Linked DNA regions of Homo sapiens: region 2 is linked to region 1. A link is an interaction called in ENCODE POLR2A ChIA-PET data of the cell type or tissue named here. Cell type or tissue: CD4-positive, alpha-beta T cell. All regions are shown on one strand. Links, peaks and the distances in the headings refer to the core of each region. The heading gives the core; the rest is flanking DNA.

Region 1 (2,907 bases), core at 151-2,650:
GTAGCTGAGACTATAGGCATGTGCCATCATGCCTGGCTAATTTTTGTATTTTTAGTAGAGATGGGGTTTCTCCATGTTGGCCAGCCTTGTCTCAAAACTCCTGACCTCAGGTGATCCACCCACCTTGGCCTACCATAGTGCTGGGATTACAGGTGTGAGCCACCACGCCCAGCTGAGTCCTAGTTTTAAAAAGAACAAAATTGCTTACACAGAACTGAAGGACTTGTCTTTACCTTTGGCCTAGTCATCTGGTTTCTAGGATTATGTAACATTTCATAGGAAATACCCAATTATTTTCCTTCAAAAAGTTGTAGCACATCAGTCTAACATAAAACCTTCATTTAGTAGAATGCTTGGAAAAGGAGTTTTCTCATTAACCAAGTTAGCCAGAAGATTCAACTCATCCTGGTAAAAATATTTCCAAAAAGCATCACTTGGCCAAGCGTGGTGGCTCATGCCTATAATCCCAGCACTTTGGGAGGCTGAGGCAGGCAGATCATCTGAGGTCGGGAGTTTGAGACCAGGCTGACCAACATGGAGAAACCCCATCTCTACTAAAAATAGAAAAAATTAGCCGGGCATGGTGGCACATGCCTATAATCTCAGCTACTCGGGAGGCTGAGGCAGGAGAATCGCTTGAACCTGGGAGGCAGAGGTTGCGGTGAGCTGAGATCACACCATTGCACTCCAGCCTGGGCAACAAGAGCGAAACTCTGTCTCAAAAAAAAAAAAGTGTCACTTTACTTTTTAAATTTTTATTCATTTGTCTATTTATTTTGAGACAGAGTCTTGCTCTGTTGCTTAGGCTGGAGTGCAGTGGCATGATCATAGCTCACTGCAGCCTCAAACTTCTGGGCTTGAGCGATCCTCTTCTCTCAGCCTCTTGAGTAGCCAGGACTACAAGCATGCGCCACCATGCTTGGCTAATTTTTAAATTTTTTGTAGAGGCAGTTTTCACTATGTTGCCCAGGCTGGTCTTGAACCCCTGACCTCAAGTGATCTGCCCACCTTGGCCTCCCAAATTGTTGGGATTGTAGGTGTGAGCCACTGTGCCTGGCCTCACTTTTCTTTTTGATATTTTAAGTATGCTCAAGGGCAAATAAATGTATCTGTAAACACGTTATTCCTTTGTGTGCTTTAGGTTTACTGAAAGATACATCTCTTAGATGTAAAATACATGAGTCATTGAGTTACTAGTTTTGAACAAATCCCTGATGTTGGTGATTATAGAGGGCAATATACAAAAAGTCCTGCTTCTCTGGGTTCCAGTAAACTACGACACTGTTGTCCTTATGATTTGAGTTTTAGGGTATCTGATACCTGAGTCTTGCTGGAAACTTTAAAGAAAATATCTTAATATTTAGGAATTTAGAAAGTGTTAAGGCTTAGATTAATTCTGGTGCTTAGCTAGCAAATGACCCTATAATATTCCCAACACCCCCACTTCCTCAACCCCTCCCTATCTTTCCACCCCCCAAATTTAGGTCATCCCAACAAAGGAAATCAGAAAAGTCTAGATGAAGAAGAGTTCTCCACTGAGAATATGCAGAGAACAGCTGATTATTAATTGATTTTTTCATATTCTATAAAATTCCCATAGCTCTGTAGCTTATTTAATAAATTTTGATAGATGATTAATAACTTGATACTTTGGCATACTTCTAAAGTTTCTAAGGAATGCTCTACTTTTTAAAGACACTCAATAAGAAAAGACCTATTTCCTTGACTTTTTTTGTCAGATCTACGTTTACATGTTATCATATATTCAACCATTTTCTGGATGGGTGTGTGTGTGTTGGGAGGAGTTATACATACACAAAAATGAGTAGAATGCAGTCCCTGCCTTCTAGAGGGATATAGTCAGTCCAGTCCTGTTTGTACCTTGCATTTATGAAGTTAAGAAAGTCACAGGTGGAACCTTTCTAAGCCAAACTTTCGGGTTGCAAAAGTACTCCTTGGTTACACAGCATAATTCTTTGACTGGAGCTATTTCACTGTTATTGAATTTTGGAATTGAGCAGTGGTGGGAGTACTTAGAGATCATTTAGTTCTTACATAGTTGTAAGGATTTAATGAGATAAAATAAAAACCTTACACAAATAGTTTAAGTATTCAGTAAATGTCAGTGAAATCTGAATATCATCTATAATTGGTGAAAAAGAGACCCAGTCAAATGAAATGACTTGCTTAGTGCCCTGCATCTAGTTAGTCGTCAAGTCTGGCTTAGATTTCAGGCCTCATTATTCCTAGCTTATATTCTTCATTCATATCTTCTGCCTCAAAGAGCTTGCCAGAATGGAAAAGGGAGGCTAACTCAATTAATCAGTAATTGATTATGTATCACCTGGGTGCCTGGCACTCTGCTGAACTCTAGTGAGTACAGAGGAGTGTTCCCATAGGTGCCAGGGAGCTGGAGAAGGGAGCAGGTTAGAGGAAGGACATCAGCCTATCTGGAGCAGAGACCTATTAACTTAGGTATCAGATAAGTAGGGTGGGGCTAAGTGGAACACTGGGAAATCTAGGCCTGCCCTGTGTGACTACATTCTTTTTCCTGTAAGAGTCAGCCTTTTGAGAGACTGTAATGTGGCACATTCCACTGCAGTTAGCCCTGGGTTTAAATTCTGGTTGTAATGACACTCTGTTCAAAACCTACCAGTGATTTCCCACTTCATTAAAATTCAAAGTCCTCATAATTGTTTGCAAGGCCCTATACAATCTGGGTCCCTACTACCTCCTTGGCCACCTCTCTGCTGTCTCTTGCTCACTCTGCTCTAGCCACCCTGGCCTCCATCACATCAAGTACCCTTGCTTTGGGGACTTTGTACTGATTACTCTCTTCTCCTAGAATGCTTCTCCCCAAGATAGCTGTGTGGCTTGATCTTTCACTTTGGATCTCAGCTCAGTGTC
Region 2 (2,907 bases), core at 288-2,787, 400 kb before region 1:
GTCTTCCCCTGCACCTCTGCTCCTCCCACTGCCCCGTCTCCAGGGAGTACTCACCTGTTGTGACTGTCTTCGGTTCATAGGTGGGGTGGTGGTGAGCAGCTGAGGAGACAGGTGATCCATAGCAAAGCAGCCTTCCCACCCCCTGACTCCCATCAAGACCCCAGCCCCCACTCACCGCTAAACTTCCGATTCAGATGCAGCCCTGTCCCTACTCTAGACATCCAACATACTTGCAAGCCCCACACAGTTCCCTCCACCAGATGTGCTCTCTCTCCATCTCTACCTTCCAGGCTCATTACTGATGCCACCTCCTCCAGGAAGCACTCCCTCTCATTCCCTCTGAACTTCCAAAGTCCTTGCTATGCCTTAAACTAGAAGAAGAGCTAACACTCCCATCCCCTCCACACACCTGTACTAATTTTCAGATGAGGAAATAGGCAGAGAGAGGAGGGGACTTCTCAGTGAGCTAAAGGCAGAACTGATACCGGGCCCAGGTATGGGTGAGCAAAATCCACCGCCTGAGAGAGGCTGTTTCCTCCTGGGGGGCAGGCTATGGCTGGGGAGACCCATGCAACTTGGCTTAGGTGCAAGAACCCCCTTACCTGGACATGCCTCTGAGCGGTTGTAGATGGAGCAACCTTCCTTGACCACCTCAGATTGGGCCACACAGTGTCCTGGTGAGAGAAGGTGCAGGGGGGAGGTTTGGGGAGAGGGGCCAGGGCCTTGGGGTTCAGAGCTGGGGGCACTCAATCTGGGGAGGGCTCAGCTCCATACCTGGCTCCTCTGGCCGGCACTGCTCCCACACGCAGCTGGAGAGATTGCGCGCTCCGTCTCCCTCCACGCAGTGCTCACAGACCTCCAGCTGTTTGCAGGCCCCTTGGACCGCCGGCCAGATATTCAGGCGGATCAGGGCTCCCCTCCCAAAGCCTCGAGCTCCTTTACCTGGTAGTGCGGTGGAGTGGGAAGGGAGAATTCCTCGAAGCCAAGCTGTGGCACCCGCCCACCCTCCCACCCAACACTCCGGTGGCCCTCGCCCCTCTGCACACATCTGGGCTCTCACACTCACCCCTGGATCCCCAAGCCCCAGCGCACACCTGGAGCTTCCACAGCAGAGGTCTACACACACCTAGAGCCTCCCCACATTCACCCAGAGCCCCTCCCTTTGCATACACCCGGGGTTCCCAGATTCAGTTGGAGCCACCTCCCCCAGACCACCTGAAGCTCCCTAGGCCCCCACACCTGGGGCCTATATTTACACACAGGGCTCCACACAGAGCTGGAGCCCCCTCTCCCACCCCTGGAGGCCTGCACTTGGCCGGAAAGCCCCCTCCCCTCAAGCCCAGGCTGCTCCTGGGGAGACGGCTGGCTGAGGTGCAAGCTCCATCCGTCCCCGTCGAGCCCCTAGCCAGACCCTGCCGCGAGTTACCAGCCACAGCCAGCTGGGCACATAGGAGGAGGCAGCAACAGCCGCCACAGAGCGCAGTCCGCAAGGCGCGGGGTCCCGGAGCCTCCATGGGCTCGCGGGGTGGGGGTGGCCGGGGGCGGTGGCCGGGATCGGTGGACAGCTGCCGGGCGCGTCCCTCCCAGACTGGGCTCGGCTGAGCGTGTGCGGAGCGAGACCTGGGCAACCGGGGCGTGGCCAGGTGGGGGCGTGGCCAGTGGGAGCGGCAGGTGGGGCGGGGCTCGTCGGTCGGGGCGGAGCCAGGTGAAGGCGGGGCCAGTTAGGGGCGTGGCTAGTGTGCGCGGCCAGGTGAGTTCGGGGGTCTGGGGCGGGGCTTGGACTAAAGCAGGTGGGGTCCAGGACTGGTGGCTGGCGTGGTTACTATGTGCCTCCAAGGGCAGCTTCTTGAAAATTCTGGAAAGTACCGACTGCTTTGATCCTTACTTCACAGGTGAGGAAACTGAGGCTCAGACAAGATGAGTGACTCGTTCGAGGTCACGGAGAGAGGCAGTGGCAAAAATCTGGATTCGAGACGAGGTCACTTCCCTGCCTTCAGGGCTCGGTGCAGGCCCCGCTTTGTACACCCTCCACCCAGGCCCCATGACCGCTGGGCCGGGCCCTAGCTGGCCCCTGCCCTCTGGCTGCCCAAGCTTAGCTTCGGTGCTCCCTCTCCATTCACTGCACCCCTCCACCCGCCTCCCTTCTGCCCCTCATCCGCTGTGTCTGCCTCTGGCCTACCACACCCTCTGGCCAGGTCAGGGGTGACGCCATTACTAGGCCAACTGGGCCTCTCCGCAGCCTTCCCCACGGCTACCACTCCTGCCCTGGCACCAGCCTCTTTTGGTTCTCCTCAGGCTCCTTAGGGGGCACTTCCTCTCCTTCCTCTTCCTCCTCCCCTCCTCTCCCCTCCTTCCCCCATCTGCTTCTCCTAACCCTCTCTTAATCGATGGTGGCCCAGGTTAGTCCCAAGCCCTGTTCCACACTCTCCTGGGGTCATCCTGGACATTCCACTGCCATCAGTCCCCACTTGAAACCCAACAGCTGAGGCAGGAGGATTGCTTGAGCCCAGGGATTTGAGGCTGTAGTGAGCTGTGATCATGGCATTGCACTCCAGCCTGCGCAACAGAGTGAAACCCTGTTTTAAATGAATGAATGAATGAATGCCAACAGGTCACGTATCCCAATAAATATATACACCCACTATGCACCCATTAAAAAAATTTTTTTTGAGCCAACAGATCTCTTAATCATCTCCAGGCCAGTTCTGACTTCACAACTGCCACACCTGTAACTGACAATATATAGCTAGCAATTATTGACCCCTTACTAGCCGAATGTACATTTTGAGAGCTTTTACATGCAACTTCCCATCTAATGTCCACAGCTACCCTCTAGGCATGAGTTTTGTCATTTCCCATTTGCAGGCTGCTCAGGGGCACAGGGTTTCAATGCAGCAGGCCAGGATG

What was found. ChIA-PET counts read pairs that join two places held together with the same protein. Peaks named below come from ENCODE experiments on the same cell type or tissue, not always from the same donor. Only the 100,000 strongest peaks of a DNase experiment are listed, where the experiment ranks them.
Region 2: POLR2A ChIA-PET joins it to region 1 with 5 read pairs; 2 of 35 experiments call an interaction of 5 or more read pairs at or near these places.

Annotation. Positions count from the first base shown.
Region 1 is chr1:27,783,461-27,786,367 of GRCh38, forward strand. The region is part of intron 1 of STX12 (syntaxin 12); the gene reads left to right. Among named protein-coding and RNA genes, the nearest start is that of STX12, 12 kb to the left of the region's middle. In CD4-positive, alpha-beta T cell, for the core only: no CTCF peak of the experiment used is centred there; no DNase peak of the experiment used is centred there.
Region 2 is chr1:27,381,726-27,384,632 of GRCh38, forward strand. It overlaps CD164L2 (CD164 molecule like 2), which reads right to left and starts at 1,608. Exons shown (of 6, transcript NM_001330448.1): 1 at 1,427-1,608; 2 at 775-942; 3 at 603-674; 4 at 55-99. The coding sequence starts at 1,514. In CD4-positive, alpha-beta T cell, for the core only: no CTCF peak of the experiment used is centred there; a DNase peak (open chromatin) is centred at 1,656.